Regions from separate parts of the Homo sapiens genome. Here region 2 is linked to region 1. Evidence: chromatin contacts called from ENCODE Hi-C or POLR2A ChIA-PET data. All regions are on one chromosome and are shown on one strand. The core of a region is the stretch at or near the end of the contact, and the rest is flanking DNA. Distances in the headings are between cores, read along the strand shown. Region 1 holds the start of MRPL28 (mitochondrial ribosomal protein L28). Region 2 overlaps RAB11FIP3 (RAB11 family interacting protein 3).

The links. A loop is a pair of places that touch in the nucleus more often than their neighbours do. ChIA-PET counts read pairs that join two places held with the same protein, here RNA polymerase II (POLR2A). Pooled maps may share reads with other maps.
Region 2: a loop to region 1 is called in a pooled map, with 3 times the contacts of the local background. The contact joins the enhancer-like site here to the promoter of MRPL28 in region 1. A Hi-C loop is called at or near these places in 3 of 50 pooled maps. POLR2A ChIA-PET finds 5 or more read pairs at or near these places in 7 of 52 experiments (BJ, Caco-2, H1 and 3 more).

Annotation. Positions count from the first base shown.
Region 1 is chr16:368,963-371,787 of GRCh38, reverse strand. MRPL28 (mitochondrial ribosomal protein L28) reads left to right here and starts at 1,250. Exons shown (of 6, transcript NM_006428.5): 1 at 1,250-1,289; 2 at 1,563-1,857; 3 at 2,568-2,720. The coding sequence starts at 1,570. It overlaps PGAP6 (post-GPI attachment to proteins 6), which reads left to right. Exons shown (of 13, transcript NM_021259.3): 13 at 1-1,000.
Region 2 is chr16:448,591-455,381 of GRCh38, reverse strand. All of the region lies in intron 1 of RAB11FIP3 (RAB11 family interacting protein 3), which reads right to left. Among named protein-coding and RNA genes, the nearest start is that of RAB11FIP3, 26 kb to the right of the region's middle. Within about 2 kb of position 3,586, at least 3 of the 41 ENCODE cell types and tissues checked have a DNase peak (open chromatin) inside an H3K27ac peak, as active enhancers do.

The DNA of each region.
Region 1 (2,825 bases), core at 1-2,500:
TGAGATCCCTCTGCAGATCCCAGCTGCTGTCTGCAGTGGCCCCTGGGGCCTGGGCTTGGTTACTTGGAGACCACAGGTGCCTGTGCGAGGGTGGGGCTGTGTGCTCTGCTGGCCTGTGGGTGGCTAGAGATGGGGAGAAGGACTCCCTATGGTCCTGTTCCCTGGCGAGGCTGTGGTGAGACCCATGGCGCCCAGGAGCCCTGAGCCCACCACTGGGGCCGGGAGCTGTGGACTCCGAGACCCCTGCTCCTGGCCCCTGTGTGGCCCTGATGCCAGCCTGCCTGGGGCATGGAGGATCCCCCTCTGCTGCTGTGGTCACCATAGGGACGGGAGACGGAGGTTTCCCCCAGAGCTGATGGGCACTGGGGATGCAGGCTCCCGCCCCGCCCCTCCCTTTTTCCTGGCTCTGGAGCCTTGGGTCCCTGAGAAGAGCTTCCTTGGACTGGGGTGCTCTGCTGCTCTGGGGGTTTGGCCCAGAAGGAACCCCTACCCAGCCCTGTCCACCCACCCCAGCGTTCCTGGGCCCCCCTCTGGGAGCTTCCTCTTGGTCCCAGGAGCTGCGGTGGTGTCTGCCCCCTGCACTGGGCTCTGTGCCCTGTGGGTGTTCAGGAGACTGGACTGTCTCTGCTCCTCATGCAAACCTTGTGGGGGAAGCAATGACCAGGAGCAGCACCTGGCCCCTCCCTGAGGCCTGTGAGTGTCTCGGATCCGCCCTGGAGAAGTGAGTGGCTGAGACCCGGGTGGGGCCCTCCTACCCTTGGCTCTGGGGGCTTCCCTTCTGGGTCTTGTCCGGGATATGGCCTTCCTGAAGGTCTTACCTCCCCCAGCCGCCCTGCACTTGACCACCAAAGCAATCTCTAAGCTTATAAAGGAGAAACATATATATATGGGGTTTTTTGGAGTAAAGGAAAATTCTAAGATATTAAGACATATTTTTATGTAGATCTGATCTATCTGTGTTTGGTGAATTTAATATTCTACATTGATTTTTCAAACTAAACGAGTTTTTACATTTTTTCTGTGCTCCTTCCCGGGTAGGGTAAGTGGGGCCCGGGAGAACAAGCACCGCCCCGCCCGTGCCGCCCTTCGCGGAAACGCCGGGGCCGCACGTAGCTAACGGTGCCTTGAGCTGCTGCTGCTGTATGTGGGGTGTTTTTTACGGTCCCTAAAGACGGAAGCGGGGCGGGACGAGGGGGTAGACGGATGGCTTTTACAGCCAGTCAGCGGTGGGAGGAGGGCCAGGCGCGGCAGATCGGCTTCCGGTTCCGGTGGGCTCTGAACCCTGAAAGGTGGGCGCGGGCAGGTGGGGTGTGGGGGGGCGCCGGGGCAGAAGGGGAGGGGCAGGTGGGTGCGGGACAGGGGCCGGAGTGAGAACCGGGGGCCGGGGTAGGGGGTAGCGGGTGAGAGCCGGGGGCCGGGGTAGCGGGTGAGAGCCGGGGGCCGGGGTAGCGGGTGAGAGCCGGGGGCCGGGGTAGCGGGTGAGAGTCGGGGGCCGGGGTAGGGGGTGAGTGCCGGGGGCCTGGCCAGGCTGCGACTGACTGCGAGCCCCCACCTCCCGCCAGGCTCGCGATGCCTCTACACAAGTATCCCGTGTGGCTCTGGAAGCGGCTGCAGCTGCGGGAGGGCATCTGTTCCCGCCTGCCCGGCCACTACCTGCGCTCCCTGGAGGAGGAGCGGACGCCCACTCCCGTGCACTATAGGCCTCATGGGGCCAAGTTCAAGATCAACCCCAAGAACGGGCAGCGGGAGCGTGTGGAGGACGTGCCCATTCCCATCTACTTTCCCCCCGAATCCCAGCGGGGGTTGTGGGGCGGCGAGGGCTGGATCCTGGGCCAAATATATGCCAACAACGACAAGGTGGGTCCGCAGGCGGCCTTCAGGGGCTCCTCTCAGGGCTTGGCTGTGCCGGCTCTGTGCCGGACGCCCGGGGTACCTGGAGAGACCTGGGTGGGCCCTGGGGATTACAGCCTGGAGGCGACACATCTCCGGCAAAGGAGCACGCTGAGTGAAGAACCGCAGTTCTGGCAAACAGGACTGATAAAGTAGGGGTGAGGTGGGGTGACTCAGGCCGGGGGAGCAACCAGAGGCCGTGGGGAGTCGGGGTAAAGTTAGGATGGGGAGGAGGCCTGTGTGATGAGCAGAGCAGGTGGGAGAGGCGAGCAGAGCAGGTGGGGGAGGCGAGCAGAGCTTCGAGGCTGCTTGTGGTGGACTTCCTGGCGGGACTGCTGAAGCCTGTGGGGAGACTTGTGTCACCTCCAGGTTGGAATGTGACAACCTGTAAACTGTGGGGTCGCACATGTTTCTGAAACACATGCAGCAACCATGTGACCAGGGCGGGAACGCCCAGCTTGTTGGGGAGCAGCTGACTTCTGGGTACACAGTCAGGACCCGGGTCGGGCTGGGGCGGCACTGGGCTGGGGGCCGGCCCAGTTAGCTCTAGGTCCCCAGTCTGACAGCAGTGGTTCTGTGATGGAGCCTCCGGGGGGGAGGTGAGGGCAGTTGCCTGGGCCCCCCTTGGTATGTAAGAGAAAGCAGCAGTACTCATGGAGGCTCTGTTGCACCCTCAGCTCTCCAAGAGGCTGAAGAAAGTGTGGAAGCCACAGCTGTTTGAGCGAGAGTTCTACAGTGAGATCCTGGACAAGAAGTTCACAGTGACTGTGACCATGCGGACCCTGGACCTCATCGATGAGGCTTATGGGCTCGACTTTTACATCCTCAAGGCAAGCGGGGTGGGGCGAGTCAGTGCACACAGGGTCTGGGATGGGCCAGTCAGACTCACGGGAGCCCCAGGTCAGCATCACACCGGGGCACGCTGACATCTGCAC
Region 2 (6,791 bases), core at 2,337-4,836, 81 kb before region 1:
CTGCCTCAGCCTCCTTTGTAGATGGCATGACAGGCACGTGCCACCACGCCCGGCTGATTTTTGTAGTAGAGACGGGGTTTCGCCATGTTGGCCAGGCTGGTCTTGAACTCCTGACCTCAGGTGATCCGCCCACCTTGGCCTCCCAAAGTGCTGGGATTACCGGCGTGAGCCATGGCGCCTGGCTGCGCAGTTCTCAATTCTTTGATCTGAGTGGTGATTTTTACATATCACTGTATAGAGAACAGACAAGAAAGCTTATTCTTCAATCTGGTGCATGTGGCCAAGAAAAAAAAAAAAAAGAAAGAAAGCCTAGTTTTTTTGTTTTTTTTTTTGAGACGGAGTTTCGCTCTGTCACCCAGGCTGGAGTGCAGTAGTGCAATCTCGGCTCACTGCAACCTCCACCTCCCGGGTTCAAGCAATTCTCGTGCCTCAGCCTCCCAAGTAACTGGGATTACAGGCACGTACCACCACGCCTCGCTAACTTTTGAATTTTTAGTAGAGACGTCGTTTTGCCATGTTAGCCAAGCTGGTCTGGAACTCCTGACCTCAGGTGATCTGCCTACTGCCTCAGCCTTCCAAAGTACTGGGATTACAGGTGTGAGCCACTGCGCCCGGCCAAGAAAGCCTGTTCTTATACGCTTGAATGAGAAAGAGCCTGTATGTGACACTTTCTAAACCTGCAGGAAAGTTGGCTTCTGTTCCAAATCACATTAGCCTCAGGGACCTTGGACAAGGAGTTCCAGAGACAGGGGTGTTTTCATGGTTGGTTTTGTGGGTTTTTTTGGTTTTTGCTTTTGGGGTTTTTTGGTTTTGGTTTTGAGGAGGTATACAATATGAGATGAGGTCTACAACATGTTTCCCACGCTAGATGTGAACGACTAGACTCGGCCAATCCTCTTGCCTCAGCCTCCTGAGTAGCTGGGACTAGAGGTGAGTGTCACCAAACCCAGCTAATTTTTGTATTTTTTGTAGGGAGGCGATCTCGCTATGTTGCTCAGGCTGGTCTCAAACTCCTGGACTCCAGCAATCCTCCAACTGACCTCCAGAGTAGCTGGAACTACAGGGATGAGCCACTGTGCCTGGCTAGAGACAGTTTTTAATTCCCATTTAGTCAGCTTTGCACCAACTACTATAGCAAGCAACTTTATAGGGGGTTATGCTTGGCAGTTGATGCTTAACGACCCTGCTCAGAGTTGGCTCTAGATGAGGGGAGGCCTTTGCTTTTAACTGGGTGTGTGAGCAAGGAACAAAGACCCGCCTACTGGATGCTTCAACCACCTGGAATGATGAGGTCCTACTGGGAAAATGAAGGCATTTGAGTACATCTCATGTCTCTTTTCTTGGCAACTTAAAAGCTACGGTGTGTTTATCTCTAAATTGAAATTTGGAAGAAAGACAGGTAGGCTGAATAATATGAGTTTTCCTACTCTGAAATGTGCTCACTGGCAGCTCAGTTTTTCTGTTTGAAGTACAAAAATAGCTTCCTTGGCCGGGTGTGGTGGCTCACGTCTGTAATCCCAGAACTTTGAAAGGCCGAGGTGAGCAGATTGCCTGAGCTCTGGAGTTCGAGACCAGCCTGGCTAACATGGTGAAACCCCGCCTCTACTTAAAAAAAAATACAAAATTAGCTGGGCGTGGTGGCAGGCGCCTGTAATCCCAGCTACTGGGGAGGCTGAGGCAGAAGAATCGCTTGAACCCAGGGGGCAGAGGTTGCAGTGAGCCAAGATCGCGCCACTGCACTCCAGCCTGGGCAACAAGAGCAAAACTCTGCTTCAAAAAAAAAAAAAAAAAAAAACCAACTTCCTAAATCAGAGATCTGTTCTGATTACCCATGATGAGGAACCGGGGAACCGACTCGCTTTCCCTGGTTTAGAGGGGAAGGTTTAGAAAAGTCTAGAATAAAAGCACTGTGCTGGTCTGACATGCAAAATGTCATTCCACAGGTCCCCAGAGAGGCATATCACATATTCAGGAATCCACTTTTATCCATCAGAAATAGATGTGGCCAGGCCGGGCATGGTGGCTCACACCTGTAATCCCAACACTTTGGGAGGCCAAGGCGAGTGGATCACGAAGTCAGGAGATTGAGACCATCCTGGCTAACACGGAGAAACCCTGTCTCTACTAAAAATACAAAAATTTAGCCAGGCGTGGTGGCGGGCACCTGTAGTCCCAGCGACTCAGAAGGCTGAGGCACGAGAATCACTTGAACCCGGGAGGTGGAGCTTGCAGTGAGCCAAGATCGCTCACTGCACTCTAGCCTGGGCAACAGAGCGAGACTCCGTCTCAAAAATAAAAAATAAAAAAAAATTAAAAAATAAAGAAATAGGCCAGGCGCGGTGGCTCACGCCTGTAATCCCAGCACTTTGGGAGGCCGAGGCGGGCAGATCACGAGGTCAGGAGATCGAGACCATCCTGGCTAACATGGTGAAACCCCATCTCTACTAAAAATACAAAAAATTAGCCGGGCGTGGTGGCGGGCGCCTGTAGTCCCAACTACTCGGGATGCTGAGGCACGAGAATCACTTGAACCCGGGAGGTGGAGCTTGCAGTGAGCCAAGATCGCTCACTGCACTCTAGCCTGGGCAACAGAGCGAGACTCCGTCTCAAAAATAAAAAATAAAAAAAAATTAAAAAATAAAGAAATAGGCCAGGCGCGGTGGCTCACGCCTGTAATCCCAGCACTTTGGGAGGCCGAGGCGGGCAGATCACGAGGTCAGGAGATCGAGACCATCCTGGCTAACATGGTGAAACCCCATCTCTACTAAAAATACAAAAAATTAGCCGGGCGTGGTGGCGGGCGCCTGTAGTCCCAACTACTCGGGATGCTGAGGCAGGAGAATGGCGTGAACAGGGGAGGCGGAGCTTGCAGTGAGCCGAGATCATGCCACCGCACTCCAGCCTGGGCAACAGAGCAAGACTCTGTCTCAAAAATAATAATAATAATAATAATAAAGAAATAGATGTGTCCACCTATCAGTAGGAAGAGGCCTGCTTAGCACCCAATTCTAAGTCCTTCTTTGTGGCTTTTTTTTGTTTCCTTTTTTAAGATGGAGTCTCACTCTATCACCCAGGCTGGAGTGCAGTGGCATGATCTTGCCTCACTGCAATATCAGCCACCCAGGTTCAAGCAATTCTCCTGCCTCAGCCTCCCAAGTACCTGGGACTACAGGCCCCCACCACTATGCCCAGCTGATTTTTTGTTTGTTTGTTTGTTTCCTTTTTATTTTTTTAAGGAGTTTCACTCTTGTCGCCCAGGCTGGAGTACAGTGGCGCGATCTCAACTCACTGCAACATCTGCCCTCCCGAGGTTCAAATGATTCTCCCTCATCAGCCTCCCGAGTAGCTGGGATTACAGGCGCCTGCCATCACGCCCAGCTAATTTTTGTATTTTTAGTAAAGATGGGGTTTCACTATCTTAGCCAGGCTGGTCTCCAACTCCTGACCTCAGGCAATCCACCGCCTCGGCCTCCCAAAGTGCTGGGATTACAGGCATGAGCCACCGAGCCCCGGCCTTTTTGTTTGTTTTTTTCCTTTGTTTGTTTTTGAGAGAGAGTCTTGCTCTGTCGCCCAGACTGGAGTGCAATGGTGTGATCTCGGGTCACTGTAACCTCCGCTTCCCTGGTTCAAACAATTCTCCTGCCTCAGCCTCCCAAGGAGCTAGGATTATAGGCACACACCACCATGCCTGGCTAATTTTTTGTATTTTTAGTAGAGACGGGGTTTCTCCATGTTGGCCAGCTGGTCTTGAACTCCTGACCTCAGGTAATCCACCTGCCTCAGCCTGCCAAAGTGCTGGGATTACAGGTGTGAGCCACCATGCCCGGCCTAAGTCCTTCTAATCACAGCGATGGGCTCCTTCTTTGTGACAAGACAGGGACGAAAATGTGGGGCTCCTCCACACCACAGCTACCCCTCCCTGACACCTTTCCACGTTCATCGGGATTCCAATAGGCTGCTGCCCTCCAATCATCTTAACACCCCATTCTGTGTTTAAGAAGCTCCCTGATACGGGAAGCGTGGGGAGGGTGAGGTGCAGGGGTGAGGCAGGGGGGTGGGGAAGGTGAGGTACAGGGGTGAGGTGTGGGGAAGGAGGGATGGCCAGGGACAGAGGGGACTCCAGGTGCTCCAGAAAACACAACAGTACGGACTCTGTACTATTTCTGTTAACAGCTTCATTGAAATAAAATTCACATACCACAAAATCACCCATCTGAAGGGTACAATTCAATGGTTTTAGTATATTCAGAGCTGCCTCCACATTATTTTAAAGACAGGAGACTCTTAAAATGCACATGAGAATACTTGGAAAACAGCCAAGTGGATACATTCAAGCTTTCAGCAAACATGATGAGGAAATAAAACAGAATTTATGAAAGCAACCAAAGAGTCCACACATTCAACGATGGCAGGCAGAGCGCTGCGGTAACAGAAGGCCGCGGGGCTCCTTCCTGCACTTCAGGTCTGGTCCCTGGAGAAGCAGGTGTGTGCCCCAGGCGAGGGGAAGGTGAGCAGCTCCTAAGGGTGGGGTGGGGTGGGGGGCGGGGAGGGAGGGAGCGGGAGGCTCTCTCCCTGGGGCTAATGAATAGACTCCCTTTATGGCGCTTCTCTAGAATGCGAGCCAGCTGGGACTCCTCAGCTCATAGAACTCCATTCCCACCTTGCTTTCAAGGTCAGCATGCCCTCTGACCTACAGATGTCACTCAGATCCTCGGTCCCTTCCCTGTACAAAAAAGAGAAGTGGGGCCCTCATTCGCCAGCCCAGCCAAGCCCTGCTAGCCGCTGCAGTGTCCTGGGTAACACCAGCCCCCATGGGGACACCCTCAAGCCCTGACTCAGACCTAGACCCCTGAGCGGAAGTAAAGGAGGAAGAAAAAGAAACTAAAAAGTTATCCAATACTTGGTTGGGCGTGGTGGGTCACATCTGTCATCCCAGCACTTTTGGAGGCCAGGGGATCACTTGAGGTCAGGAGTTCGAAACTGACCTGGGCACCACAGTGAAACAAAAATACAAAAATATCTACCAAAAATACAAAAAATTAGCCAGAGCTGGGCATGGTGGTGCATGCTTGTGGTCCCAGCTACTCGGGAGGGTGAGACAGAAGGATCGCTTGAGCCCGGGAGGCAGAGGTTGCAGTATACCAAGATTGTTCCACTGCACTCCAGCCTGGGCGACAGAGTGAGACCCTGTCTCAAGAAAGAGAAAAAAAGTTTGTTGTGCACGTTCGGCAGGTCAAATGGTGAACTTCCTTGTAGGTGGCCTGGGTAGTGACCTGGCTTCCATGTTGTCAAGGAAGGTGTGCCAAGACTAGACCATGGTAGCAGGCAGAATTCTAAGACCCCCTCTCTTGAGTGTGGGCAAGGCCTGTGCATGTGGTGGCACAGTCACTGTGACGAGGTTAACTTAATCTTTAAAACAAAATTTTTTTTTGAGATGGAGCCTCACTCTGTCGCCCAGGCTAGAGTGCAGTGGCACGACCTTGGCTCACTGCAACCTCTGCTTCCCGGGTTCAAACAATTCTCCTGCCTCAGTCTACGCAACAGCTGGGATTACAGATGCCCGCCATCACGCACGGCTAATTTTGTATTTTTAGTAGAGACAGGGTTTCACGATGTTGGCCAGGCGGGTCTCAAACTCCTGACCTCAAGTGATCCACCCAACTCAGCCTCCCAAAGTGCTGGGATTATAGCTGTGAGCCACTGCACCCGGCCTAAAACTTTTTTTTTTTTTTTTTGAGATAGGGTCTCCCTGTCACCCAGGCTGGAGTGCAGTGGTGTGGTAAACACAGCTCACTGCAGCCTCAAGATCCTAGGCTCAAGCGATCCTCCCACCTCAGCCTCCTGAGTAGCTGGGACTACAGGTGTGAGCCACCACACCTAGCTGTGATTTATGTTAACTTAAGACTCCATCGTAGCAGCCTCCTGGTCTCAAAGAAGAAGTAAGCTGCCATACCTGGGAGGACCATGTGGTTGAACCTGAGGGTTCTCCAGGACCTAAGAACCATTTCTGGCAAACGACCAACCAGCAAACAGGGTCCTCAGTTCTATAACCTCAAGGAGCTGAATTCTGCTGAGCACCTGAATGAGCCCGACACTCTGTCCCGCCTGGTGACAGCGCTGTGAGACACTGAGCTGGAGATATACAGGACTGCATATTCCAGGCAGAGGGAATAGCTACTGCACAGGCCTGGAGGAGGATGTGTGCCTGTGGAGTGTCAGGAGCAGAGTGAGCAGGGGGCCGGCAGCTGGAAGTGAGGTTGGAGGGGCAAGAGGGCCAGAGCATAGCATGAGGAGGACTCTACTGTGTAGAGTGTGGTGGTCTCAGCGGACAGAGCAGGACCTAGCTATCTTTGGGAGCCATTATTTGGCCTACCACAGCCATCTTACTTTTTAAATTTCAGGTATAATTTCCATCCTGTTTTTATTTACTTATTTATTTACTTATTTATGTTATTCAATTTTTTTTTAGACAGAGTTTCACTCTTGTTGCCCAGGCTGGAGTGCAGTGGTGCGATCTTGGCTCACCGCAACCCCCACCTCCCAGGTTCAAGTGATTCTCCTGCTTCAGCCTCCCGAGTAGCTGGGATTACAGGCATGCACCACCACGCCCGGCTAATTTTGTATTTTTTTTTTTTTTTTTTTTCTTGAGACGGAGTCTCGTTCTGCTGCCCAGGCTGGAGTGCAGTGGCACCATCTCGGCTCACTGCAAGCTCCGCCTCCTGGGTTCACGCCATTCTCCTGCCTCAGCCTCCCGAGTAGCTGGGACTACAGGCGCCCGCCACCATGCCCGG